Regions from separate parts of the Mus musculus genome. Here all the other regions are linked to region 4. A link is a loop called in an ENCODE intact Hi-C map of the cell type or tissue named here. Cell type or tissue: heart. All regions are shown on one strand.

Region 1 (4,000 bases), 320 kb after region 4:
AGCATTACTACACAAATACAAAGAGAGGACAGTGAACTGAAGGTGTGTACTTGCTGAATGGTTTTTGGAAGTATCCCTCTCCCCGTCTCCCTGAAAAAAAAAAAAACAAAAACAAAAACAAAATTGAGAAGCCAACTTCAAATGGCCCCTATAGGCCCATAGGGAGTGGCACTATTAGAAGATCTGGTCTTGTTGGAGTGGGTATGGCCTTGTTGTAGAAAGTGTGTCTTAGCTGCTTCCTGTCTATTCGAACATAGAACTCTCATGTCCCTCTCCAGTACCATGTGACCCTATATACTGCCATACTTCGCAGAGACACTGTCACCAATGCCATTAAGGGCAGATAGACAGGTAGACAGGTAGACACAACAGTAGATTCGTAAGGTATGACATTAACGAGCATTTGGGTATATCCTGCACTGAAACCACACCCAGCGGCAGAATGAGTGCTGTTTATCATTTAAATAATTTTGAGAGTTTTCAAGTTTTCTGATGGTTTAGTGAGAACCTTTCCCTGCCAGAGTTTGGAATGAGCAGATTATACTGCTTTCTCAAAAGATAATTGGCCAGAGCGTTGGCCAGGAGTATCTGCTAGGCTTGCAGAGAGCTAATTAGGTCCTGGCATTTAAGGGCCATGTGACAGCAGGTTCCAGTTGTATTTACAGCTCTGTAGTCAAATAAAACTTAAATGTCAGGGGCCTGAGTACGAATATAAAAATATCAGTACTGTAGCTATTGCAGCTCAAACCAAATCATGGCTCCCTCTGGAGAATCAATACTTTTCTCTAAGTCAAACTCAGATTCCTTAATGGACTTCCCAATGACAAATAGTTATCAACAATGAAAATATTTTAAGAAATTCCAGAAAAAGATAAAAAAAAAAGAGGGAAATTCTACATATATGCTTTAAATGTCTATTATAATGGCTGGGAAAATCACTCCTGAAGCTCCTCCCAGTTGGGCTCTTACTCCTTGCTCAGGATGTAGCCAAGAGCATAACTTTGAGCATGGAAGATGGGGTTGTTGGTAAGGACAAAGACAGACAATAGAGGGTAAACCTATCACCTTGAAAGGGATTTCTTGAAGATTTCATGGCCCTAAACTTTAAGCTAGAAAGGCAGAGTTTCTGTTGGCAATGGAACGACTTCCTAAGATCGGGGGTTGGGGTGGGTGGGGGAGGGGCATTGGCTCTTCATGCTTTAGAAATGTCTGAGAGCTTATCTTATGTCATTTGTGTGTTCTTGGTTTGGACAGAATCTAAAGGCTTAGCACTTTCAACCCTGACACTATCTTGAGCTAAGTGAAAAATAAGCTACTTGTGTGAGTTGAGAAGTAGCCCATCGTTTCCTGCTGTTGTTGAATGTGTCAGAGTGGGGGCCCCATATCGTCTGCGGTGATGGACACTGAATGCTTAGAGTCCTGCCTCTCAGGAAGTTTCTCTAAGGAGGAATGCGGGAATTCTCAAGGTTCCTGCACTAAAGCTGGGAAACGCTTGTCTCTAAGAGACATAAATAATCACAACGGCCAGAAAATAAAGCAGTCAATCTCTAGAAATGCCTGGATACATTAGGATGAAAAACAGCCGAAGGCTCACACTCGTCAGACTCCATTGAATACTGTTTGCAGCCATCCGGTAAAATTTTAATTTATTTTATTATTGCATCTTTATGACAAATTATAACATAACTCATTCATTTCCTCCATTAATCTCCTCTCCTTCATAAAAATGGCACACATGATGATGGCCTACATTAAAGTAATTGTCACCGTGTGTAGTATTATAGCAATAATCTATAAATAATATAAAAGTTTGCAGAAAATTAAAGTATAAAATATATGACGATGGAAAAAGATAAATCTTTCAACATTAAGGGTTTTCCCCTTGCTAATATATGGAACTGGTGTGTTAGCTATTTGAGCCACCTAGTGGTAATATACATGAAATATAATTCCTCTTGCTGAAAAATAATGAGCCTAATAGTCCCCAATTTAAAGAAAGCATAACTACTATATATGTTCAGTTTATGAATGAATATTTATTTACTAGTTAAAGTTTAGTACTGAAAAATATTACAAAACACCGTTCTTTGTTTAGTTTGTTCTACATAACCAAGAAAATAAAAATGAAAAAATAATTACAGTTGAAAGGGACTCTTTCAATGTGAACAAAGAAGGAATAGCTATAAACTACTTTTCAAGGCACTTTATTTATTTTGTTGGTGGACGTGTTTGGGGGTGGGTATCACACACTGAGCATGTAGCGATCAGGAGTTGGTCCCCTCCTTGTACCAGGGATCAAACTCAGTTTCTCAGGTTTAATGACAGACATCTTTCTCCATAAACCACTGCTTCAGTCTCAGCTATACAACTTTTAGTGAAAGAAGTGATTAACACGTATTACCACACAGTTAGTTCTGAGTGTAGCCTTTGACGTGTATGACTTGGGTATGGTTGTATTTTCCAAATATGTCTTACTCGGTCTCATGTCTTATTTAAGAGACAAAGACTAACAACCAATCTGTTCAAGGGTCCATTAGAAACACTCCCTAACTAGGTTACACCGTGGCTGATTGTAGATTCTGTTTACAGGAACTAAGTTTCCATTTTGGCTCCATTCTAGTACAATAACATCCAGCAGGGCCAAATGAGGAAGCACCTCTAACCTTCCTTGTCAGGATCCACACACATCTCTGTCTTGTTAGTTTTTAAAGAGCTCCAAGAATGTCAGGTTCTGTGGTTTCCTGCTTTCTGAAATTGCCATATGTCTCTAAATGGGTTTTCTGAAAGTCAGAGTTAGCACAAAAATATGATAAATGTGTGTTTTGTGAAGTCATCAACCTCTCTTCTGTAGCCTTGTAAACCAGCAGTGAAAATCCGTGTTCGCTTGGACGCTGCTGCCTGCCTGAACTCTGACTTTCCCCTAGCTCATTTGTGGTTTTGGCGGGCCAGCGGAAGTCAAGGAGCATTCACAGGTGTTCCTGAAGCAGCTGTGTTCTGCAGAAGCTCCGGGTGGTGCGAGCCCAAGAGACACAAAACTTTGACATGGCTTGTCAACAAGGTGGGGTGAAGGGGCAGTCTAACCTTCCAAGCGAAACCAGTGGCGTTCAGTGATTTGGTAGTGCTGGAGCTTCACCTGAGCAGAATCACAATGCAGGAAGCTCTAAAACGCAAGTCCCCCTCATATCAAGCCTGCAGACTTGTGGGGACCTAAGCAGCGAAGGGGAAACTCTGCTGTGGCCGTCGGACGCATTTCTATTATTTTGTTCTTCGGTGCTGAGTGAGAAAAGGCTGAGTTTAAACCTGAGAGATGTGAACTGTGTGAAGTGTAGACGGCTGGTTCCTGCGTTGCTGAGGCAACCACTCCACAGGCTGAGAGATGTAAGCCAAGAGCAGAGGAAGGTAGAGTCTGGGACGGAGTGAGCCTCTAAGTGAAGGTTCATTCATACAAATGGTTTGAACTAAACTCAGATGATTTGAATTAAACTTTATCACTTGCCACCTAAGGAGGCCTGATTAATGTAAGACAGATGCCGTTTGAGCTTGGCCAAGGGACTTCTTCAGAACGCTCTGGAAAGCTAGGGGAAGAGGATTGACTTCCAAAGTTCTGAGCATCGGAAATATGATCACTTGGAGAACCAAGGCTCCACTTTGGTCAAAGCAAAGTAAGAGATCTTATAGAATGTTCCTAAGATCCTGAGAGAAGTGTAACCATCTTAGAGACCCTTTGACTCAAAAATGCTCATTTTAGTCCGTACCTGTATTTTAAGTGTCCTTTTCATCAGTAGCATTTACGTGAATGTAATGTGATGTCTAAATTCCACAAGTGGGAAGAACAGGATGCCTAATAATGGCTGTGTAGTTGAGTGCAAACCCTATCAGTAGCCGGATTGGAGCCCCACTGAAGAAAAACTGGAGACAAACTTTAATCCTATGTAGCCATATTTGATATCAAGGTGACCTGGCCATTTCCATCCTTATCTCACCATATTCATAGCTTATT
Region 2 (4,000 bases), 1.3 Mb after region 4:
TGAGGCTCTGTGAAAATAAGAACTGCATCAGCAGCTTCCTCTGGGTACCGCCAGATTTTGGAAGGTGGACCAGACTCCAGAAGAACTGCTTTAGAGAGCAGCCCTGAGTAAGCCCGGCAGAGGTCCTGCATATCTGTAAATATAGACTGAAAAACCAAAAACCATTTAAAACAGTAGAGAAGGGTTTAGTCCAGATGACGACCAAATTCATCAGGTGGGGGTGGATTGCTGAGTTTATGGCGGTTCTACTGCAAGGCATTGGCTTTGATGGTGATTGCTCCCTGTGGTGACTTAAAGAACAGAGGTCCAGGGAATCAGAGTCTGCATCTTGGTGCAAGACCGGGGAGGGGAGAGGGGGGAGAAATCAGCCATCTCCAAAGGTGGAAGCCACCAGTGTGGGGTGGTGACTGAAAGGACTCAGGCCCGTGCAAGTGCACGCGTGTGTGTTTGTGAGTGTGTGTGGTGTGTTCACTACTGTGTGTACCATACCACCTGGAGCCTTCAGGCTTCAGGGAATTCTCCTCTGCCTCCCATCTCCTTGTGATAGCAGAGGAATTATAGATACATACTACTTCTCGCAACCTTTACGTGGGTCTGGGGAATTTGAATTCAGACTCCTGTACTTGTTTGGCAAGTGATTTGCCCATTGAGCCATCACCTGGAGCCTAATATCTAAAGCATTTCGACATTTGTTTTCCCAAGTACTGTCAGTGATTGCAACGCAGTGCTGTATTGGGCTGGAGCGATGGCTCAGCGATTGGGAGCATATACTGTCTGCACTGCTCGGAATTCCCAGAATGGATGGGCACCTGTGTTCTTGTTTGCACACCTTCACACAGAAACATGTGAATCCACTTAATTAAAAACAATAAGCCAGGCAGTGGCAGGCAGACTTTCTGAGTTCAAGGCCAGCCTGGTCTACAGAGTGAGTTCCAGGACAGCCAGGGCTATACAGAGAAACCCTGTCTCGAAAAACAAGCAAACAAAAAAAGAGTGCTTTGTAGCAGATGAATAACTTTGGGTCTGTCTATCCTTGATCATCTTGGCCACTGTTAAAGCAAGTCCTGGAGTGTTTCCTAGAGAGTCAGGTTCAAGGCCCTGACCTGAGTAGTGCAGTGGGTAGCTAAGGTGAGGGTGTGAGTTGCACACTCTTATCTCCTCAATGTGTGCCTACTCTGTTGCTGAGGCAGGAAAATGGGTCGTCCCACCACACTGCATGTGCTAGGGTCTGAGTGCTGGGTGGCACATCAGCTGAACATGTTCTCAGGTTTTTTTAGTGTCCTCTGCCGCTGTCCCCATCCATCGCTAGGTTGGTGTGGTTGTGTGGTTCGGGTACTAGGTGTCCATTTTTATAGCACTGACGATCTGGTGTGGCCAGGTACTGGGACACTGCTGGCAGCTCCTACCAGGTTACACCTGCCCGGAATGGCAAGGAGCTCCTGCTTTGGCCGATTCTGCTGTAGCCCATTCTACAGTAAAAATCCAATTTACTATTTCTGTAAACCACTTGATAAGTTTGTATTGGCCTTAACTAGCAGCCGACTCCGTTGCTTGCACTTGCATGCTGACTGGTTTTTCTCTATTTACATATTGTGTTGCTGTTGTAGCTTCATTCCAAGTACTGTTAGGTGCAGACTGCCTCCATCTAGAGGCTGGTCAGTGAACTGCAAGTGGGTTGAGTAGCAGCCTCCTGCTTTCTCAAAGATAACAATTTCATGACATGACCTGATGCTAAATAAAATAAAAGGTGAAATAAAATAGTTAAAATAAAGTAAAACTCTACACACAGCCCAGGAGACATTAAATATATTGAATTGCACAACAAGAAAAAAAGAAAGAGAAGTTATACAGTCATGAAAAAATTTCCTCTATAAAACAAGCTGCTTTAGGTTAACAAAAATGGTAGCTCTTACACAGCCCTAATTGGGACGACTTTACCAAAACCTCCCTTAAGAGCTCAGGGATCCATGCAGAAGAGGAGGGAGGAAGATTGTAACAGACAGAGATGATGGCGACTTCAAGAAAACCACATCTTCCAAACATAGCAGAGCTGAGACACCTATGAACTCAGACTGTGGCAGGGCACACGAGAGTGTGTGAGTGAAACTCAGACAAAATCCCTGCACAGAGGAGGGGTATATGCAAAGTGCTAATCCAACCATGGATGTATTTGTACTTGATGCCTGCTGGAAGAGGGAAAACTGACTTTCTCTAACGCAGTGTCTCTGGGTGTATCAGCCACACTCCAGGTGTCTCTGGGTGTATCAGCCACACTCCAGGGTCGCTTATGCCCAGGAGCATTGAGTCAAGACAAATGACGTTTGGTTTTTCAGTGCACTTTTTGATTTGTTTGTTTGAATTTATTTATTTATTTATTTTGTTTTGTTTTGTTTTGGAAAGAGAGACAAAGAAAGGAGAGAGGGAAAGCGAGACAGGAACAGAGACTGTGACAGAAGGAGAGAGAATGTGAAGTTGGGTGAATAGATAGGTTGGGAGAGTTGGGGGAGGGTAAAGAATATGATCAAAATATATTCTATGAAAAGATTTAAATGAAAAAGAAAAATGTTGGCGTTTAGTTTTCTTACATTTGGTAAAATAAATGTCCTGGGGGAAAAATTGAGTCAATATTTTAAATAAAATGTGGATTTGGGGCTGGTAATGAGCCTCCAGTGTGACTATTTCAGAACTCCTATGCACAGGGACTCAAGCTCACCACTGGCTGTGCCTTGGGAACCAGTATGAGGTGAGTGAAACGTGGACAGATTCTACAAATAGATTTACTGCACCAAATCCAACTAGGGATGAATATGCTTACAAGAAGCAGTGTAGCCACGTGATGCGTCTGCACCTACGCAAGTCGACCAGGCATGGTGGCATAAGCCATTAACCCCAGCACTTGGGGATAGAGGAGGAAGGATCTATATAAATTCAAGTTCAGGCTGATCTACTCTTTGAGTTCCAGGCCAGGCATAGCTACACAGGGAGGTCTTATCTCAAAGAAAATACAATTAGATATTAAAAATCTTATGCTGGTAAAACTCGGGTTGATATTCTAGAGTTGATTTTTTTGGATTTCAGAGTAATTATTAAGTTCTATGCCTTTTATAGTTTGGCTGTGACATACCTCCCACATAAACGCCTAGGTGTGAGCGTGTGATCCTAGGCTAATTGGGAAGTTGGGGAGATCTTTGGGAGATAGGGCCTGATAGAAGAGGGTCCCTGAGTGCAGAGCGGAAACCTTTTAGGGCTGCCCCATCCCTTCACTCTACCTCCTCGGCATGACTAGACAGTTTTCTGCCTCTGCTGGCATGCTTTTCCCACCATGGTGGACTGAATCTTTCAGTGGTTGTAGATCATGATAAATCCTTTCACCTTTTGTCACTGTTTATCATAGCAACAGTAAAGAAACCAAGACCGCACACTTCCATAATGGCTCTGTAGGCAGGCAAGCCTAGGAAACACATTGACTTGGAAGGCAGTTTTGGTTGATGTGAGCGCTCCGTTAGAATGTTGGTGGGTCACAGATGAGGCACATGGTAGTCTCGAGCATTGAGCAGGCTCCCCGGGAAGATACAGGTCTCCCATGCTTTTGCAGCCAGCATGTCGGTAAGCCTGGTCACCATTTAATAACATTTACATAGAACATTTCAGGGTTGAAGATGCAGGCATGAGACTGAAATAAATGAAAGGAAACAGAAATTCAAAACTCCACAGAGGGGGAAAATTAGTCTTGAAATTAATGTGAAGTAGATCTTTCTCTGTATTACAGCTAGGAAGTCTCACTCTAACCCAGATCACTAGCCAAGGGTTTTTGGTTTTTGGCTTTTTTCTCTCAGATGTAAAAAAAAAAATATTTACTTAAAACAGAATTCAAAGTTTCAAAGACAACATGGAAGCCAGCAAGGCAAATAATAAATAAATAATGTTATTTATCCTTCTAGATCCAAAATAAATTTGACTTGACTTAATCAAAAAACAATACAATTCTAAAAGCCATTTA
Region 3 (4,000 bases), 1.3 Mb after region 4:
GGATAAGATGAGAGGTCAATGCAGAAAACAACTGAATTCTGCACATCACACCTAGCAAACTGTTGTTAGAAGTATAAGGAGAAGATAGGTGTGAATGGTGCCTTGATTTTGCTTCCTTGTTGCAGATAATATCCAGAGCAGACTGGGTTCAGATGCCATTCTGGCTATTCAGACAAACCCTAGCCCAAACAAAAAATGCTATATTATTTGTATGGTTTCAGACATTACATTAGCTATCTTAAAAGGCACAATGTTGCTTATGTTAACAATACTACTACTATTTTTAAATTTTTTAGCCATCTATGTTTATTGTTGTTTGGTATTGTCTTTAATTGTCTGTGTGTATATGTGTGTGAGGGATATACATGTGAGTGTGGGTGCCCACACGCCATGGCATGTAGGAGGAGGTCAGAAGATAACCTTTCTACCTTGTTTTAGAGGCAGAGTCTTGTTTGTGCTGGGCCGAGTATTGCTGAATTGAACATTCCAGGCAGGCTGACCCTAGTTCTCTGGGCAAGCTCTCATCTCACTGTAAGAGTGCTAGGATCAGGGTTGGAGAGATGGCTCAGTCGTTAAGAGCACTGGCTGCTCTTCCAGAGGTCCTGAGTTCAAATCCCAGCAACCACATGGTGGCGCACAACCATCTGTAATGGATCTGATGTCCTCTTCTGGTGAGTCTGAAGTCAGCTACAATGTTCTCATATTATTTATTAATAAGTCTTTATAAAATGTTTCTTTAAAAAATATTTAAAAAAAGAAAAGAAGAGAAAAGAAGAGGGAAGAGTGCTGGGATTGTAGACGCCTGCCACCCACCACATGGGGTTTTATGTGAGTTCTGAGAATTGAACCCGGGCCATCAGGCTTGCAACTTTTTTCAACTTGTGGAGTCATCTCTCTAGCCTTTCCTTCATTTGCTTTCTAACTGGACACGTATATAAGGTTCAGTGTGGAGTATGCTAATGTAAATGGCGTATGTATGTAAAAGATACTTTCTGATCAAGTAAGGACACCTACCATTTTATTATTTCATCTCCAATTAAATCTTAAACTAAGATCTAATAATTCCATGTACTTTGGGGGTACATTGTGATGTCACAAGTACACAGAGGGTCCTGATGCATTGGGGTGATTAACATTTCTATTGTCTTCTTATCAGCATTCCTGTTATTCATAAGACATAATCATTATTGTAAAATACAGACCATTTGTGGCTTTGCACTCCATGCTGGCGAGAGGCTCTATTGAAGTCTCTGCTGCTCCAATCTTACTGTATGTGCTTAGCAGCAGCAAGCACTCAGTATCATTTTTTAACACTGAATTTCAAGCTGGGTGTGATCATGCATACTGGAAATCCCAGTAGTTGTGAAGCTAAGTCGGAAAGATTTTTTGAGTGTGAGGTAAGAGTGACTTACAGAGTAAATTTGAAATCAGCTTGGACTGTGTTGGACCTGGCTGTCCTAGAACTAACTAACTAGCTCTATAGACCAGGCTGGATTTGGACTCACAAAGATCCACCTGCCTCTGCCTCCTGTGTGCTGGGATTAAAGGCATGTGCCATCACCACCGGAAGAAGAACATAGGGAATGCTCTCTCTCTCTCTCTCTGTGTGTGTGTGTGTGTGTGTGTGTGTGTGTGTGTGTGTGTGTGTGTTTCTCTAGCCTGGCAGTTAAGTCACAGAATCAGGACGTATGAACCCCAGATCTCACTCATTAGCTGCATCTTCCAGTGTTATCTCTGGGACCCCAGGGACTAGCATACAACTTGGGAGAACACTGCTCAGGACAGGGGGAAGACAGACAGAGCCTTCCTACTGTCACCAGCCTGCAGCTTCCATGTGGGTTAAAGAGCACTGTGCTCTTTTAGCCACAGTCATCCCTGAGGCAAGAGCCAGGCTGGCAGTGGAATTTCTCCTTTGTGCTTTGCAGGAAATGGGGTGGGTTGGGGATGTCAGGTCTCTGTGAAGATTCCCCCCCCCCCCCCCCCCCGCCTGTTTTGCCAAATAAAGTAAAGATAAGAAACTCCTGTGTGCCTCCCCTATCTATCCCTGGGAACGGAGCCTGTTGGATAATGGACCCTTTGTCTTCAAGGGAGGAATTTCCTTCGGCTGTCAGGGCAGCTGGCCTTGCAGGTGGATACCTGCCCTGCAGGGGAACCCCTCCTCCCGGAGAGAGAGAAGAGGCTAACAAAGTCTTGCTTAAGGGATTACTGAGTGAACATTTGTGGTTCCCTGTGCTTGTGAAAACTGCTCAGCCTCAGTCTAAAGCCAGTTTTTCTTCAGAGTGCCTATAAACCCATAGTCAAGAGGTTCAATCCGTTACCTAGTGAATTCAACTAGCATAGAATTTTCCAACTTCTGGAGAGAAACAAAAGGACTCAGGAAGAGGAGAGGACAGGAGATGAGAGACATAAGAAGTTGGTCAAAAGAGAGGCTGTGGCCTCAGAAAATGAGGGCTTTTGGGTCAGCAATGTTACTGCTGCCCTCGACTTCCTCCTTGTGGCCAATTTAGGAATTTCCTCTGGGATGCACCTAGTGCCCAGGGTACAATTGACTGGGGTTGCTGAGCCTATGGAATGGAGGGAAAATCTGAGTCACCAGGAGCCTGCACATGCACTCTCCTTTCCAAGGTCCTTACTCAGCCTTGCCTTGATTAAAGAAATCCCCTTGTGTCTGGTCTTATTTAACACAAGATGCACAGAAGCACAGTCCCGAGTCCCAGTACAGAGGACTACAAGTGTAGCTGTTATACCCACCCCTCCCACCCCCACCTCCACCCCAGCCTCAGAGTCATGGCCTTGTAAGTAAGCCCTTGTTGGTGCTGTTTGGAAGCGCTGTGTGTCTTTGAGTATCTCTGTGTTGTCATATTGGTCAGAATTGATGGGGGGGGGGGGCGTTTTCAAGACAGGGTTTCTCTGTGTAGCCCTGGCTGTCCTGGAGCTCACTCTGTAGACCAGGCTGGCCTCAAACTCAGAAATCCGCCTGCCTCTGCCTCCCGTGTGCTGGGATTAAAGGCATGCGTGCCGGCTAGAGTTGAAAATTTTAATGAATCCGCCTAACATATTATCAGTTAGATCAGCAGTTCTCAACCTGTGGGTAGCACCCACAGGAAAACACATGTTTCTGATGGTCCTAGGAATTCAGGTACCGCTCAGCAGCAACAATTACAGTTATGAAGTAGGAATGAAAATAATTTATGGCATGGGGTCACCACAACATGAGGAGCTGTATTAAAAAGTTGCAGCAGTAGGACAGTTGAGAGCTACTGATACAAATGCATCAGTTTGTCCATTACCTTGATCTTTATTTTTTATTTATTTATTTTTTTCCTGAGACAGGGTTTCTCTGTATATCCCTGGCTGTCCTGGAACTCATTTTGTAGACTAGGCTGGCCTCGAACTCAGAAATCTGCCTACCTCTGCCTCTCGAGTGCTGGGATTAAAGGCGTGCGCCACCACACCTGGCTATAATTTTTATCATCTGTTCATTTTAGGCCAGGAATAGTGGCCCACCTGATAGCCCTGCCCTGCCATGTCAATACCACTGACAGCACCTGGCTGCTGCTAGAGCGTACTGTTGGTTTTATGCATGCTCTTAGATCAGACAGGCAGTGAGGAGAAGTCACCATTGTACATAATAGAAAGTATTTTCTCTGCCCCAAAGATGTTCTGTAGTCTGCCCATTTAACCTTCATTCCTCACCAACTCCTGACCACAAGTGAGCTTTCCTTTCACTGTTGTTAGAGTTTGATTTTTCTAGGACATCCTACATTAAGAATGAGACAACTGGGGTTGGTGAGATGGCTCAGTGGGCAAGAGCACCCGACTGCTCTTCCGAAGGTCCGAAGTTCAAATCCCAGCAACCGCATGGTGGCTCACAACCACCTGTAATGAGATCTGACGCCCTCTTCTGGTGTATCTGAAGCTACAGTGTACTTACAAGTAATAAATAAATAAATAAATAAGTCTTTAAAAAAAAAAAAAAGAATGAGACAACTTAGCTGGG
Region 4 (4,000 bases):
GTTAGTGTAACTGATTGGGAAGGGTTAGGAGGTGTGGCCTTGTTGGTTGGAGATGTGTTGCTGGGTATGGACTTGGAGGTTTCAGAAGCTTGTGCCAGGCCCAGACTGACTCTTTGATTGCAGCCTGCCTGGATCCGATGTGAGCCCTGAGCTGCTATCCCAGCACTATGCCTGCAGGTTGAAATACTCCCCGCCATGATGTTCGTGGACTCACCCTGTAAGCATGGAACCCTGTCAAATGCTTTCTTCTGTAAGTTGTCATAGTCATATGTCTCTTCACAGCAGCAAAACAGTGACTAAGACACACATGATATTTATCACAGCAATAGAAAGCTAAGTCGGACAGGAGGGGACCTGGGCAACAGAGAAGAGAAACAAGTAACTGTCATGGCCCCTGGTAAGTCCTGGCTCCAGGTTTGCACACTGCTTCTGTGCAAGTCACACAGCTTGCCTTTTTATCTGGCTGCCTGCCTTCTCTACTGCATGGGAAAGAACTCCTTGTCGACAAGTCTTCACAATCCAGTTGAAGGTGCATGGTACATAAGGATTTCAGCAAAACGGTGATTTTTTTTTTTAATGCACTATGAGCAAAGGTTTCCTTTAAACAACATAGGTAAGGAATATAGAAACGAGGTCTGTGGAGCGTGGACCTGATTTTCCCATAAGTCTTTATTTTCTTTTCAAGACTTTTTAAAAGAACAGGGTGTTGAATTAAGCCAAAGAGAAAACCCCTCACATAGGTGAGTTTCTGAGGCCACTCTTTTTTTTTCCATTTTTTATTAGGTATTTAACTCATTTACATTTCCAATGCTATACCAAAAGTCCCCCATACCCACCCACCCCACTGAGGCCACTCTTGAGGTGGTGGAGCACATGCGCATCTCCCAACTGCCTGCAATCAGGTTGGAATGGGCCTCATGCAGGTGATGTATTGAGAGCATGCAAGAAACCATCTGAAAAGCTGGGTACAGTGGTACAGGACCTTACACCATCGCTGTGTAGTCCCAGTTCTCAGGAGGCGGGTTTGAGGTCAGCAGCCTGGTCTAAGAAAGAAGGGGTGGAGGGTGGAGAAGAAGAGAAGAGAGAAAGAGAAGAGCGGGAAGGAGGGAGTAGCTTCTCTGTGAAGCGCCAACCCCACCCCAGCCTCCCACCTCCACAACCAGAAGCAGAAGTCTGAGGCAGCAAGATGCATTCCCAGACTAATGTCACTTCTCCTGCGATGTGTGACTGCCATCACAACGAGGAATGAACTCAGGGAACCATATAGTTTCATCTTATTAATGGTGCAGAATTGTAAAGAGCAAAGAGGGTGTTGAAGCACAGTGGCTAGGAAAGAGTCAGCTGACACAGGTGAAGGGAAAGACTCCCGCGTAGGAAATCCTGCAGTGCCGGCTCTGACCTCCAGGCGGCGGGCTCCTTGGATCCACATGCGAAGGGAGAAGGGGTTAAAATGTTCGTCATCCTAATTGTTGCTATTAACAAACTGTTGTGAATTTGTAACTAATATCTTGTCGAGGGTGGAAGAGTTCCCAACAGTAAAATGTGGAAAAACATCCTCTGTGTAGACATGCATTCTGTTTGGGGCTTCTAAACAAAGAGAAGGCTCACCGGAGGGACAGTATCTAAACCGATAGAGGGCGTATTTCACCGTCACAACTCTTCAGTGTGGGATTGGGGTTACTGAGAATTTTACTAAGTGCGGGTTTTTATAGAATGCTAAGGCATGGGGATGGTAGGGTAGAAAGAGCTAGTTTTCAAAGCTAGCAGGGTTATTGCCAAAATGTCACATCCTTTTTAGCAGAGAGCTTAGTCATTTTGTCACTTAAATTCGGTCTAACGAGTTTAGCTAAAGTCCTTAGCCAAGTCCTCCATCCTTGTCATACAGCCGAGGGTTCGGGGTAATTTAAGAGTACTTCTCTATTTACCAAACAAGGCAGACCTTTCCTTGTCACCGAGTTTAATGCCAGGCAAGTAATTCTGTACTATTCCACTAGAGGGAGCCAAAAGACTGCTTTAGAATGTTTCACTGGCTTTCCTTCCTAAGACTATTAATGATATCCTGCTATGTTTGCAGACAGGAGCCTAGTATAACTGTCTCCTGAGAGGCTTCATCCAGCAGCTGATGGAAAGATCCAGAGAGCCACAGCCAAACACTAGACCGAGCTTGGGGAATCTTGTGGAAGAGTTGGGGATGGGACTGAGGAAGCCAGAGAGGACACCACAAGAAGACCTACAGAGTCAACTAACTTGAGCCCATTGGGGCTCACAGAAACTGAACCTCCAACCAAAGAGCATGAAGGAGCTGGACCTAGGCCCCATACACTTTTGTAACGGATATGCAGCTTGGTTTTCATGTGGGCCCCTAACAGTTGGAGCTGGCTGCCTTTGGATTCCTTTTCCCTAACTGGATGGCCTTGTTGGATTTCAGTGGAAGAGGTTTCTGCTTGGTTCAGCTTTGACTTGATCCGTCCGGGTTGGTAGGTACCCATGGGGGACATCCCCATCTCTGAGGAGAAGGAGGGAAATGGGGGAGGGGCTTGTGAACATAGGACTGGGAGGAGAGGAGGGAGGGTTTGAAATCGGGATGGGGAGAGAGAGACAGAGAGACAGAGACACAGACAGAGATACAGAGAAAGAAGGGAGGGATGGAGGGAGGGAAGGAGGGATGGGAAGGGAAAGGAAGGGAGAGAGAGAGAGAAAAGAAATCATCCACCGAGCTGCCCTTCTCCTTGCCCCATCACCCCCTCCCACCTCAGACATTTGAAAACTCAGAAAGAACAGCACTGGCTACGTGAATTCTGTGTTTTCTTACTTTGACCGCAGACCTTAGCAAACAGTACTGCAGTGGTTAAGTACTTAAGCATGGGTACTGTCTCCTTGGTGGGAAATGATGAAAGAGCTCTCGCCTTAGGAAAGAAGTGAAATTGTACAGAAGTCTCGAGGACCAAATCCAGTGAAGACATCATCTGAGGGTCACTCCTCAAGGTTTTCCACAAACAGCATCCTAAATGCCAATTTAACTTAGGGGCCGCTTGACAGTGAGTTTCTCTTCGTGGCCAGGACCTGCTCTGCCTGCAAAGCTGCCCCAATACACCTTCCCCGTTCCCAAATTACCTCAAGTATACAAGGCTGGCTGGCTGGTTGTCCTATGTGCCTGGCTCTTGCTGGGACTGGGCATTCTACATCCAGGATCCGTTGGGAAAGTGGAGTGTAAATGCAGCTAAGTTCCTCAAATATCCCCCTTGCTCTTGATTTCCACCCTTGTCTTTCTATCCACTGGCTGGGGCAGCAGACCTTTCTCGAAGATCACACACACAAGCTACTGTAGTTCCAGCCTCACTACATGACTTCTCTTAACTCTGCCTTCTTCTAAGAATTCTCCATGTCTGAGGAAAGAATTTTGTCTTTAAAGAAAGTGCACTCAAAGACTAAGTGATCCATTTAGTGAGACTGATGAGCCACTTCACAGAGGAGCACGGTAAGTACAGAAAGAATGTTCACTGGTTTGAATCATCAGAGAAAACTGAATAAAGACCACACTGGGACTCTATCACACCCCGGGCAGACGGGCTCTCCCTGGACAAACAACAACCAAGTCTGGTGAGAATGTGGGGAAATGAGACCAGAGTGTGGGGATCAAGCTGGTGTGGTCATCCCCAAAATTGGTAAGAACTGCCATGTGCCCCAGCTAGACCATGAGCCCCAACTAGACTATGTGCCCCAGCTAGACCATGTGCCCCAGCTAGACCGTGAGCCCCAGCTAGACCATGAGCCCCAGCTAGACCATGAGCCCTGGCTAGACCATGAGCCCCAGCTAGACCATGAGCCCCAGCTAGACCATGTGCCCCAGCTAGACCATGAGCCCCCAGCTAGACCATGTGCCCTGGCTAGACCATGAGCCCCAGCTAGACCATGCTGGCAGGACCCTGAGTCATCTAAGTCAGCACTCCATATCTTCTTATTTTATTTTATTTTATTTTATTTTATTTTATTTTATTTT
Region 5 (4,000 bases), 500 kb after region 4:
GTAGAGATGAGATAGAGACAAGATAGACAGAGACAGAGACAGAGACAGAGACAGAGACAGAGACAGAGACAGAGACAGAGACAGAGAAAACTCTGAGATAGAAATACAGATTTTTGTGGGAACTAAAGCAGGTTTAACTTACTCTTCCAAACAACTGATCCATTCAACATCTGCACACTTTGCAAGGACATTTTATTCTAAACATTACATATAATGAGTTGTTTGTATTTTTTTCTCTTAGAAACTCTGTAATGTGGAATTTAAGTTCCCAGTTGCCCCAAGAAAAGCCCATTTGATTTATTGCTGAGCATTAAAATTGTAATAGTATAATTTGCTTTATCATAGGAGAAAAGGAGTTTTAATATCTACTTCCTAACATCCTTATTTTTCCTTCATGTTATTCCACGAATGTCTAGGTTGGCATTTTTCTTTTTCCAATTTGTGTGTGTGTGTGTGTGCGCGCGCGCGCGCGCGCGCGTGTGCGTGCGTGCGCGCGCTCGCACGCGCTTGCGAGTGCATGGATGTATGGGAGATTTTATGTATATGCAATGCATGTTAAACCTAAGATTGCTCTCCCATGTTTTACTTAATCATTTTCCCCTTATTTGGTGAGGCAGGGTCTCTTAATCAAGCCCAATCAAGGAACCCTCTGTTTCATTCTTCCCAGGTCGGTTACCACGCCCATCTCACCCTTACATGGGTTCTGGAGATTTAGAATCTGCCCCTCATGCTTGTGCAGGAAACGCTCCAACCACTGGGTCATCTCCCTGCCTTAGGCTGGCATTTTTGCAACTTGTCTCTCAACTGTTTCCTTGTTGGTTAATTCAAGAGAAGAGAAGACTATATACATTAATATCCACGCAGAAGCAATGCACACACATAGATAGTAAAAGTGCATGCAGTCTATTTAACAGGCACTATTGAGTAGTCTTTGTCACCTTTAAAAAAGAAGCAAACATATAATATCAACAAAGTGCAAATAAATATTTAATATATCTAAAATCAAAGATTTAGACATAACTGAGACTTAGAATTCTTAAAAAGATGGCAGGCAGGGTGCTGAATGCCTGGAATTTCACCACCTGAATGCTGAGGTAGAAAGAGCAAGAGTTTGTGACCAGCCTTGATAACAAAGAGGAAACAAAGTGAGTTGTCAATGAGAGAAGGAGAAGGAGAGGAAGAGGGAGAGGGGGAGGGAAAGAGAAAGGGAGAAAAAAGGGAGAGAGAAAGGAGAAAGAAAGAAAACAAAAGAAGACAAGGCCTCCCATTTATACATCTATCGGTGTACCCTGTGATTTGCAGAGGGAATAAAATGCCCATTAGCCTTCCATCTCATAATGTCTTTCTTTATAGAAATAAACAAAGCGATGAGCTTGCTAGAAAGTCACTGAGAGTTCTGATCCCAGCGTCTGTCTCACCAGCATTTAGTACCCCTTTGTAGAAGAGAAGAAATAATTTTTTGTAGAAGAGAAGAAATAATCTTTTTTCCATCTCTTTCCTTCCATTTCCTACCACCATTCCTTGGCCTTTTGGTTCCTGAATGGCCTCATGCAAAGTGCGACCAGCCCGCCCCCTAGTGGTGAGCTTGAAGTTTTCCTTCCGTGCCCTGGCTGTTGCAGAGCAGATGTTTTTCAGCAGCTGGTTCTGGCCAGGCTCACTGCAGTCTGCAAGTATCCATATATGCAAGCACTCATATTCACAGAGCTGGCAGGTCCAACAAAGAAGGTCCAGATCACAAGGTGAGAACTACTAGAGAGACCCGGGGAGAACCCAACGTTTCCTGTCCTCGGAGGGTTGGGACATTGCTTTCCCCTTACTTCTATAAGCATCTAGCTTTGCCCCACAGTATCCCACCTTCAAATCTTCTTAACCAAAAATTTGCTTTCTGTTTTCCAGCAAGTGCAAAGAGGAAAATTCCATGTTTTCTTTAGAGTTGTGTTGACGGCAGTAGAAGGTCCTTTTTGTAGTGCTGTGGGTTTCTGTGTGGCTATTTCTCCTGTAGTCATTTCCAACATGACGTCAGTTGGCTTGTAAAACTCTTAAAAAACGTAATTCCTGTGAAATTGTACAAACTGGCTCCCGAGGCTTACTGTTTTAGTTGTTAACAGTGATTTAAAAAGGAGGGTGGGGCTTCCCCCTGGCCGGTCATGTCTCTCTTGCACTTTTTCCAGGGATGGATTATTAGCAGGTTAACAAGCTTGTTCTGCACAGGGCGGAAGGGGAGGAAGTGAGCACTTTAGACTTCGCAGTCCACATTGGCTCTGTCACACCATTTTTCTTTAATTTTCTATAATCCGCTCTTTATAAAAGTAACTACTATTCTTTGCTAGGGAACAATATGAAGACGTACAAAAAGGCCTGGGTTGAGTCTTATATTTGGCCTTTGCGTCTGGATCTGCTGATCTTTGGGGTAGTTTAGCAAGGTGAAAGTCTGAATGGCTGAGCATTCAGAGAGAGAGAAAGAGAGAGAGAGAGAGACAGAGACAGAGGTCTGTATATGCCTGTGTGTCTCTGTTTCTCCGTCTCTGTCTCACTGTGCGTGTGCGTGTAAGCACATGTCTCAGGGAGAATATCTAAACCAAATAAAAAGACTCTGATTTTTTCACCATAGAACCTATCTAGGCTCGGTCTGTGTTGGGTGGGCAAGGTCTCTGGGGCTGTTGCAGCCAGGGAGGGCAGCAAGTTGGTGAAGAATTATGTGAGCATAGTGTCCCCTTTGTGATTCACAGTGTAAAATGGGAAGAACTGAGTTTAGTTAAGATGAGTCTATAAGGTTATGCGACAATCACATTTCATCTTCCCTAGGCAAAATTCCTACCACCATTAGCTGCCAGTCACTGAGTAGCAGCTAATTGACATTTCTTTATCTTGCAACTTTCTAGTCCCCAGCAACCCCATTTCTGCACATGTAAACGAACCTATTCAGGACATTGCTCATGACTCTCGTCTCATAATATGTGGCCAAGGCTCATTTACAGTTCAGCATGCATGAGTGTACTTTTATTACCAAGTAGTAGCCTTTTGTATGCATATAGCAGAACTTATTTATCCATTGGTCAGTTAATGTACTGTTTTTTTCCAGTTGGGTCTACAATCAATAATGCTAGAATGCAGACTCATATGCAAGTCTTCATGTGCCTGCACATTTTCATTTCTCTGAGTAGATACTGAGTAGAGTTTGGGTAATATAGAATCTGTATTCTGTGTTGTGAGAAGCTGCTAAATTGGTTTCTGAACAAGCTGTTCAAGGTTCATTTTCTCCACAGTCTCACCAATAGTTGTTTCTGTTTTTATTTTTAAATCATAGCTATTCTAAAGGGTGTGAAGTGGTAACATGTGCTTTTAATTTCTATTTTACAAATGGTCAATGATGTGAAACATCTTTTTATGTCTCTTGGATATTTGTGTAAGTCTTTGGAGAGCTGTTTATTTATTGTTCAGTTTTCAATTGAGTAGCCACCTTATTTTTGAGTTATGTTCTTTATTCTCCATACAAATATCTCATCAGATGTATATAATTTATCCCTTTCCTGTGGCTTGCCTTTGCTGATAGTTTAATTTGAAACTCTGAAATTTTGACACTTTTGATGAAGAACAGTTTATCTGTTTTTACTTTTTTTTTGCATGTACAAGGAATCCAATATGGTTAGGTTTCATTCTCATGTTTTCTTCTATGGCTTTTTAAAATTTTAGCTCTTGCTTCATTTAGCTCTGTAATCTGTTTTGAGTATACATTTTAGGATCTGTTTGTGGATTCCTGGCAAAAATAGCAGAGGTTTTTGTGTTAGATTTGAAGATTAATTTTGAGAGTCATGTCATTTTTCTGTGTGAGATGGGAGAGATCATACCAAATGGTTGTAAAGGGAGTAGAGAAATACACCATATCTCTGTATAAGAAGACAGGAAACAGTATTTAAAAAGCCTTCCAGAAGATCCAGAAATGAACCCACACACCTATGGTCACTTGATCTTCGAAAAGGGAGCTAAAACCATCCGGTGG
Region 6 (4,000 bases), 1.4 Mb after region 4:
GAGGATCCGGTACAGCGTCAGCGCACCCTGGTGGAGCAAGAGAGACAGAAGTACCTCCACGAAGAAGAGCGGATTGTCAAAAAGTTATGGTGAGTCACCCTGAAGAGAAAAACTGTCTTTGTTCACAGGGTGACCTTCTTAGCTGGTATTTCTCTCCCTCTCTTTAATGAGCACCTATTGTGTAAGCTAGAGATCTGCTGAGCCTGGTATCTTTGTCCCAACTGTCCCTCCTTTAAGGTCTGGGAAACTCAGCAGGCCCCATGACAGTATATCTCTGGGCCAGGAAAATGTGGGGCATCCTTAGAAAACCACAGGGTTGGGGATTGGCAGGAGAATTGGGTCCATGGTCCTAATCACATCTCACAGTTGAACGGTATCATTCTCCTTGGCTTGGTGTCTTCTATGGGTCATACTCCTGCTTTGGAGACCTGCTTGGTACCTGTCTAGGCTGTGCTTGCAAAGACTGTAAGATCATGGGAGCCCACAATAGACCCTGAAAACCAACTCTAGAAAGTTGTCTTCTGCCTTCTGCATGCACAGTCACACAACACTAATTTAAAAGTTATGGAATACATATATATCTCCTTAATATTATCATATCTGTTTCTTATACCTTAAACAGACATAGACTAGGGTAACTGGGTGGATCCGTATGACAGGAGAGCGAGCTTAGGTAAGATATTCTAGAACCTGGCTCAGGGCTACTGAGAAGTAACGCCTGCTCTTTGCTGGCCCTTCTCTGTCCCTTTCCCTTCCTTCTAAATTCCAGAAAAGAAATACTCTGGTAGAACTGTTAGGCTTGGGTCCTCTGAACATGAGGACAGAGGAGTGAAAGTGGGGATTAAAGAACAGAAAAAAAAAATGAGTCAATATCTTTCATGGTTTTCTACTTGGAAATAACAGCTTCTAATAAGAGTCAGACTAAGTTCAGTTTAACAAACAATGGGCTTCTTTTCAACAAAGGCAGAATAAAAAGCAGCTTAAGGCCATGCTGAAATCTGGAGGCCCCATGAATGTCTGACGTCTTCTTGAGCAAAGCCTACCTATTTCAAAAGCCCATTGATGACTTTCAAAAGGCCGTCTGCACTCATTTTCAGCAGCACTGTCTCTTTTTCAATCTCTGAATTAATAAAAGTGGCCTTCAGAGCTCGAAATAGGAATCACAAGCACATGAATTGGCAGAATAATGGTGTCAGAGGTTCCCTGCTGCCCGTCAAAGGGGAGCAGAGTTTGGGGAACTTTGGGTTGCAGGGATATGATGCGCAGGAGGCAGACTGGGTAAGAGAAACTAAAATAGGAGTTTATCTGGATGGAGTGGCTTTGGGTCATGGAACATCTCCTTGGAGGAGTATTTGCATATTGACCAGTTTGTGGGTGGTTGAAGGAACTGGGGGCCCTGGAGTCTTAGCTTGGAAGGGCTTCATCAAAGCCTGAAAGAATGCAGGAGACTGCTTGGTCTACCAGGGAACCTCCCTCACCAATGGACCATTTAGAGGTCTGACAAGGATTGGCCCAGCTCCACCCCAAGGAGCAGCAGCTGCATGTGCCCTGTAGGTATGCTCACCTAACACCAGGTGTGTTTAACAGATGCAGACCCTAACGGGGCATCCTTTCATCAGAGATTTCTGTATCAGAATGGCTGGCATCACCAAATACTTCATCCCCCTGCTCAGAAGAGGTCAGATGTGTCACGTGTGACTTCATCCTTGTTGAATGTATGTCCTGCCCTGCTGGACTCCCTCCTGTGGCTGCATTAGCTCCTTTCTACTCACTCACCTAGAGGAAAGGGCCCATGTCTTGTGAGGCCATCCTCTCCTCCACTAAGGCGCCAGGAAGTACAGCCGCCATTCACTTACTGCCACCTAGTGGTCTTGCATTTCTTAGCACCCTCGTCCTTTAAGAGCTTTCTCTTGAATTTGCAGGCAACTTGAAAGGATACAAACACATCTGGGCAAATTGTTTTTGTTGTTTCAAGTGGAAGAATATAACTTGGCTGTGTTGGAGTTGATATCTGTTCTCTCTCTCCATCCCAACCCCTCCATCCGTCCCTCCCTCCCTCCAGAAATCAGATCTCTAAGTTCTTAGTTGTGAGAGAAGAGAGACAGTCATTAATGATGGGACAGTCAGGTACACTAGAGAGAGGCTATCCATTAGGGGATTTTGAGGGCAGTTTTGCTCTCTCTTTCCCAGGGATATTTGACCATGTCAAGGGACATTCACATGTGTCACAAATTATTGGAATTTGTGATTGCTTGCTACTGCTACTCAGCAGGAAGGGGCCAAGGATGCACATCCTTCATTGTGTAAGACAGCCCTGCACTAAAAATGAAGCTATATGGTTCAAAATGTCAGGTACTAAAATTGAGAAACCTGGTTGTCTAAAGTGAGCTAACACACTTCACTGTAGTACTGGTTCATACCCCCCTCTTAGGCTACCCCCAGCCCCCATCTTCTGCCTCCATCCTAATCTATCAGGACTCTCTCCCCTCTGTCTTTCTCTCCCTCCATTCCTGGTCACCAAGTGTGCACATTGTTCTCTTGGCTGGCATGAATACAACTGAAAGTTAAGAATGTATCAAGTGCCCACTCCACCCCCACCCGGGACCAATCTGAACCACAAATGACAGACACGGGAGAGCTCTCCCGTTGCTACCTTACATAGCCATGCAATATTGCAAAGCAAACTACTATCGACTGTGCTCCCACCTCCTCCTTGGAAGCTTAAGATAGGGCTGGGACACAGCAGAAAATGGGAGAGCCCCTGCTCCTGCACGTGTCCTTTCTGAGACCCTCCATGCTCAGTTCCATCTGCTCTCTGCCTCCCCACAGTGAGCTGGAGGACTTTGTTGAGGACTTGAAGAAGGACTCTTCCTCCACTGGCAGAGTGGTGACCCTGAAAGATGTGGAAGATGGGGCTTTCCTCCTGCGACAAGTGGGAGAAGCTGTGGCCACTCTCAAAGGTGAGCCTTCCACTGGAAGTGTGTTGCTTGGAATGTTTATGAAGCTTTCAGCTGGGCGGTGGTGGCGCACACCTTTAATCCCACCAATTGGGAGGCAGAGGCAGGCGGATTTCTGAGTTTAAGGCCAGCCTAGTCTACAGAGTGAGTTCCAGGACAGCCAGGGCTACACAGAGAAAAACCTGTCTCGAAAAACCAAAAAAAAAAAAAAAAAAAAAAAAAAAAATCAAAAACCAAAAAAACCGAAGAAGCTTTCAAATCTGGACCTACCATCCCATCCTACTTGGGAGGCTGAGGCAGGAGGATCCCTTAAAGTCAGTTGAGACCAGATTAGGGAAACAGTAATACTTTGTTTCAAATAGACATGTAAATAAATAAACAATCCTTCAAACAGTAAAAGATTCATTCAAGACTTCTTAGAGGACCTTTATAAAGGATGCTGAAGATGGAAACTAAACCATACAACTAAAACTTTCCCTTTTACTGAACTTACAGACATACCAAACTCGTTGAAAACAAACCCTAACTTTTTAGCCTTATCCATAATACACAGGGAATGGACCCAGAGGGGCTGTGACCTTATCCAAGGTCACTCAGTTTGACCATAAGATTTCACCCCGTTGCTTCCCGACTTGGTATTTCTCTGTGCTACCCTAGGTCACAGGAGTGGGGTGGGCATTGTCACTCTGCCTTCCTATTCTAAAAATCACTGCTGGTTTGGCCTGTAGGAGAATTTCCAACTTTGCAAAATAAGATGCGTGCTGTCCTGCGCATAGAAGTTGAGGCAGTAAGGTTCCTGAAGGAAGAGCCACACAAGCTGGACAGTCTCCTGAAGCGTGTGAGGAGCATGACAGATGTCTTGACGATGTTGCGGAGGTAATGTCACTGCCATGGTCCTGATGGGGTGGTTTGCCAGGAGGGGTCGCTCAAAGGCTGGTGTACATACAGGTCACGGGCTTTAAGAACCTACTCTTAGTATCATCATGACTTATCACTCTTTATTTATGGCATCCTGAGGAGAACCCTCAACTGTTTCAGCCCCC
Region 7 (4,000 bases), 100 kb after region 4:
ATGGATGGGCAGCGCCAGGGGGTGGCAAAGTATAGGACTAAGGAGGGGGGCTTGTTGCCTTTGTGGCATTTCTCGGCGTCAGTGCCGCCAGTGTGGTGAGGAGCCCCTCACATGTCAAGGGGTGATGTGTGCAGGCTGGGAGCCGCATGGAGTCCATCAGGCGCGCGGATATGCACACAGTTGGTTTTCTGCTGGGTGGGGGAGCCACCCAGAGGCAATTCATATTCTGAACATTAACGTGGCTTTGCATGCCTGTCACAGGGGCTGTGCAGGCGGTTAACGCTATTGAAGACTTCAGCTTAAATCTCTATGCAAAGTGATTACCTTGTAAGAAGGTTTCAGGATAACTTACAACAAAAGACTTTAAAGTTATAGTTTTAGTAAAGCAAACTCATTTACATTTTTATTATGTGTGTCTTTTGTTTAAATCTTGCCATGTCTATTATGATGGAGGCTTTTTCCTATGCAATAGAAGTTTATTTGGGAAGGCTACTCTCTCTTTCTTCTTCCTCTTGTCTGTTTCAAAGCTATTGAAAACATCTGAATATACTTTCCTATGGTTGTCTACATTTTATGGACACACTTAAAAAATTAAGATGTCATGGATCAGGGAGACTGATGCAGAATTTTATACCTCATCACGGATCATGCAATTTCAAAATAACAATCACATTATTATGCTAAAATAGGAAAACAATTCTACATGTTTTGTTTTTAAATTACCATGGACTTGAAAATACTTTTGAACTTAAAGGTGACCTTAGCTGAATTATGAGTTGTTTCTTTTATAGTAATCCCATGATCTCAAGTAAATAAGAATAACTAGACACTCAAAAACAATGCCATCTTCCCAGTATGCTGACTTCCTTCGGGAACTCTCCTCTGACTTAACTTTAGAGAAACCAGAAGGTAAATTGTTAAAATATTTCTCTCTGTGATGATAATGATTGAGAAGAAAAACAAGTGTTTAAGTATCTTGTAACACATTAATAATACCCTCTAAAATTAACTCCTCATTAATGGAATTATAATCATATACATTGGATTTAATAGCATTTGACATATGCTGTTGGGTTTTGAACTAAGTTTGGGTACAAATCTTTGAGCTTTTAGCCCTTTATCCTATTTAAATTATTCCAGCATAATTAATTTCTAATGTTATTTACTTACTGTTATTGAGACAGATTATCACTATATATCCCAGGCTGGCTATCTTGTTTATGTACTTATTTGTGTGTATGGTGTTTTGCGTGCACGCAGGTTTGTGTACCACATGTATGTCTGGTGATCTTGGAAGTCAGAAGACGTAGGGTCCCCCAGAACTTAAATTGCAGACAGTTGTAAGCTGCCATGTGGTTGCTGAGAATTGAACCCAGGTCCTCTGTAAGAGCATCCAACATTCATAACCACTGAGGCATCCCTCAGGCCCATGGTCTTAAACTCTTTATCCTCCTAACTAGGCAACTATAATACTTGGACTCTAATATGCATAGTTAAAGGAACACTAAGCGTTCTAACAAGCAGTTAAGAAACAGCATGGGTTTCTCTAAAATAAAGGGAGACCCTTAATATTAATGTGTCTCACTTAATTAAAATTGAAACTATTTAAGAGTGTGTTTATGGTCTAACAGGATTTCTTAAAATATAAACAAAACAGGGTGACTTGAATCTGCTTGAGCCTCTGTTTCCCACCTGGCGGATCATGGCCATCCACGAGGATTACATGTGTGCCTGTTATCATAACCTAAGAACTGCGGGAAGAAATATCAGATGACAAAGTGATAGCAGCTTGCAGCGGACATGTTTTCTAAGCCTCTGTGTGGGAAAACACATTAAAATGAGGGCTTTGCCTCCAAACATTCATCTACAGCCTCAGTTCTCCAGAGCGTAGCCTTCAGCTCTGTCCCCACCATCTGGCAACTGCAGGAACTGCAAATAATTAACTATTCAGACTACCAGGGCAATGAGGACACTCATTAGCAAAGGGGACAAAGCCTTCCTCCCGGCTGCGGCTTTCCTCCCTCACACTCAAGTGGCAAGTTTTGTGGCGATGTTCCTTCTGCCATCTGCCCTACATTGCTAGCTCTGTCTTGCTTAAACCATGAATCTCCTTAACAATAAACTGTGTTCATAAAATGAGGTTTAGAAAGTAGAGACCACTAAAATAAACTTAGCTGGGTGCTAAAAAATAGTACAAGCCAGGACAGTGTCATTTACAATCATTCTGGAATTTTAAATCCCAACAGTTAACTTCCCACTTTCAGTTCTCCATAATTTTATGAAAATGAGCCTTTTAATAGGTGGGATATGCAAATTCTCTTGGGCATAAGGGTTACAATATGTCTGATTCCAGGTCTCAGAACTCTAAGCTGAATCTGGGAAGAAGTGCCTCCCAAAGCAGGACAATGCAGAGCTCTCCGTGTGCTCTTGACCAAGTGCCTAGGCATCACTGAACAACTTGCTGGAGACATGGCACCTCAGGCTCCAGCCCAGACCTCCTATGTGAGTCTGTATATGAACAATCTTTGCAGGTGATGCATATGAACCAGGGTCTGAGAAGTTCCTTGCCCAGATCTCTCCATGTGCCTTCTTGGCAGTTCTCTTTTGTGATGTTAGCATCTCAATTCTGCAGACTACATGGATGGCACTTGGACATCTCAATTTGTAGATGGTGGGGGAGGAAGGGGTGAGGAGGCAGGATTCTGATGCGTGCCCTTGACAGCCACATAGAAGAGCAGGTGCTTCCCCATTGAGTGACAACCAGGAAAGTGGCACCCTAGGACAGCGCAGTCCTGCAGAGTAGCCATTCTTGAATGATAGCTCTGTTTTAGTGTTGTTAGCAACAAGCAGATCTGTTCATCAGTGGAGGGTGGGTAGATGATGGTTGTGCAGCCTGGCCATAATTGGGGTTAGAAGGAAAAATGAAAAAAAACAATCCAATAAAGAAACCCAGATGAAATTAAAGTCAATATGTGGTATGCACAGGCAGGTAACTGTGTATGTGCACACAGGCACATATATATACACACATGCATGGTATATACAGACACACAAACATATTCTAAGGGGGTCATTTTTTTTTTTTTTTTTTTTTTTTTTTTACAATTCTCACAGAGAGTATTCAACAGACAGCATGGCAAACCAGAACCCGCAAAAGTCTGCATCTAAGTCACATTGATTTCCCACAGAATAAAAACTGGAATGAAGTTGCTGCCAGGTAAAGTGGCATTAAGGATATCATCTGGACCACAAGCTTCTGCCATTTGGAGAGACTCACTCTTTGCCTGCCACTGGCCACACAAGCGACTTGGACTACTTGTTGAATGAACTTGTCTTTTTCTAGCCAGTCTCGTCAGATATCCCTCAGAACCAAGCCAGGGGGGAGAGTTTGACCATTTATTGACATAAATAAGGTACTAATGAGATTTGCTTATCAGAAGGATCATTCAGTTTTATGTTGACTAAGCAAAGTCAGCTTATTTTCGAATGTTTTCAAAGTGTTCCTCTTGATATTTCTCCTAAATATTTAATCACTCGTAACGTGTGTGTGTGTGTGTGTGTGTGTGTGTGTGTGTGTGTGTATGTGTGTGTGTGTGTGTGTGTGTGTGTTAAGGGCGGGGCATGAGTGAAATGGCATGTGTGTGCAGGGCAAACAGCTTTGTGGCATCTGTTCTCTCACCTCTAAGTTTTTTTTAGGGATGGAACTCACAGTGCTTGTGTTACAAGAACTTTTATCTGCGGAGCCATTTGCTGACCCTCCCCTTGACACCTTAACTATCTCTCTATGGTTCTGCCCTTTGAATCCATTTGCAGGTTAGCATTGTGTGATGTCTCAGGGGGATTTTTAGCCACTAGAGGGGGCGGCTCTCTACACTGAAACTTCAGATGGGAAGCTACAGCAGGTAAGTTTGTTCCTAGAGAATTTAGTAAACTGTTTTCCACGCGGAGCCATTGAGAGATGAGAAAGAACCCGTGTTTCTGGCGAGTTCTTGCAGAAAGA

What was found. Hi-C counts contacts between places; a loop is a spot of excess contacts. Peaks named below come from ENCODE experiments on the same cell type or tissue, not always from the same donor. Only the 100,000 strongest peaks of a DNase experiment are listed, where the experiment ranks them.
Region 1: a loop joins it to region 4, with 6 times the contacts of the local background. A loop is called at or near these places in 18 of 42 quality-filtered maps.
Region 2: it touches region 4 in a loop (4-fold over the local background); 5 of 42 quality-filtered maps call a loop at or near these places.
Region 3: a loop joins it to region 4, with 6 times the contacts of the local background. A loop is called at or near these places in 5 of 42 quality-filtered maps.
Region 5: a loop joins it to region 4, with 13 times the contacts of the local background. A loop is called at or near these places in 21 of 42 quality-filtered maps.
Region 6: a loop joins it to region 4, with 8 times the contacts of the local background. A loop is called at or near these places in 8 of 42 quality-filtered maps.
Region 7: a loop joins it to region 4, with 9 times the contacts of the local background. A loop is called at or near these places in 31 of 42 quality-filtered maps.

Annotation. Positions count from the first base shown.
Region 1 is chr2:19,731,736-19,735,735 of GRCm38, forward strand. No RefSeq gene overlaps it. Among named protein-coding and RNA genes, the nearest start is that of Gm24670, 42 kb to the left of the region's middle. In heart, a CTCF peak has its summit at 1,930 (motif pointing left); no DNase peak of the experiment used is centred here.
Region 2 is chr2:20,671,799-20,675,798 of GRCm38, forward strand. All of the region lies in intron 4 of Etl4 (enhancer trap locus 4), which reads left to right. Among named protein-coding and RNA genes, the nearest start is that of Arhgap21, 290 kb to the right of the region's middle. In heart, a CTCF peak has its summit at 1,651 (motif pointing left); no DNase peak of the experiment used is centred here.
Region 3 is chr2:20,663,670-20,667,669 of GRCm38, forward strand. The region is part of intron 4 of Etl4 (enhancer trap locus 4); the gene reads left to right. Among named protein-coding and RNA genes, the nearest start is that of Arhgap21, 300 kb to the right of the region's middle. In heart, a CTCF peak has its summit at 2,492 (motif pointing left); no DNase peak of the experiment used is centred here; H3K27ac peaks cover 1,067 bases.
Region 4 is chr2:19,413,245-19,417,244 of GRCm38, forward strand. Gm33940 (a long non-coding RNA gene) reads left to right here and starts at 917. Exons shown (of 3, transcript XR_374043.4): 1 at 917-2,477. In heart, CTCF peaks have their summits at 1,402 and 1,985 (motif pointing right); no DNase peak of the experiment used is centred here; H3K4me3 peaks cover 641 bases; H3K27me3 peaks cover 1,566 bases.
Region 5 is chr2:19,917,808-19,921,807 of GRCm38, forward strand. It overlaps a transcript of Etl4 not described here. Among named protein-coding and RNA genes, the nearest start is that of Gm24670, 230 kb to the left of the region's middle. In heart, CTCF peaks have their summits at 1,577 (motif pointing left) and 1,777; no DNase peak of the experiment used is centred here.
Region 6 is chr2:20,778,113-20,782,112 of GRCm38, forward strand. Etl4 (enhancer trap locus 4) reads left to right here. Exons shown (of 22, transcript NM_001081006.1): 11 at 1-89; 12 at 2,830-2,960; 13 at 3,686-3,833. Among named protein-coding and RNA genes, the nearest start is that of Arhgap21, 190 kb to the right of the region's middle. In heart, CTCF peaks have their summits at 35 and 1,866 (motif pointing left); no DNase peak of the experiment used is centred here.
Region 7 is chr2:19,518,060-19,522,059 of GRCm38, forward strand. The region is part of intron 5 of 4921504E06Rik (RIKEN cDNA 4921504E06 gene); the gene reads right to left. Among named protein-coding and RNA genes, the nearest start is that of 4921504E06Rik, 34 kb to the right of the region's middle. In heart, CTCF peaks have their summits at 1,918 and 3,851 (motif pointing right); no DNase peak of the experiment used is centred here; H3K27me3 peaks cover 1,205 bases.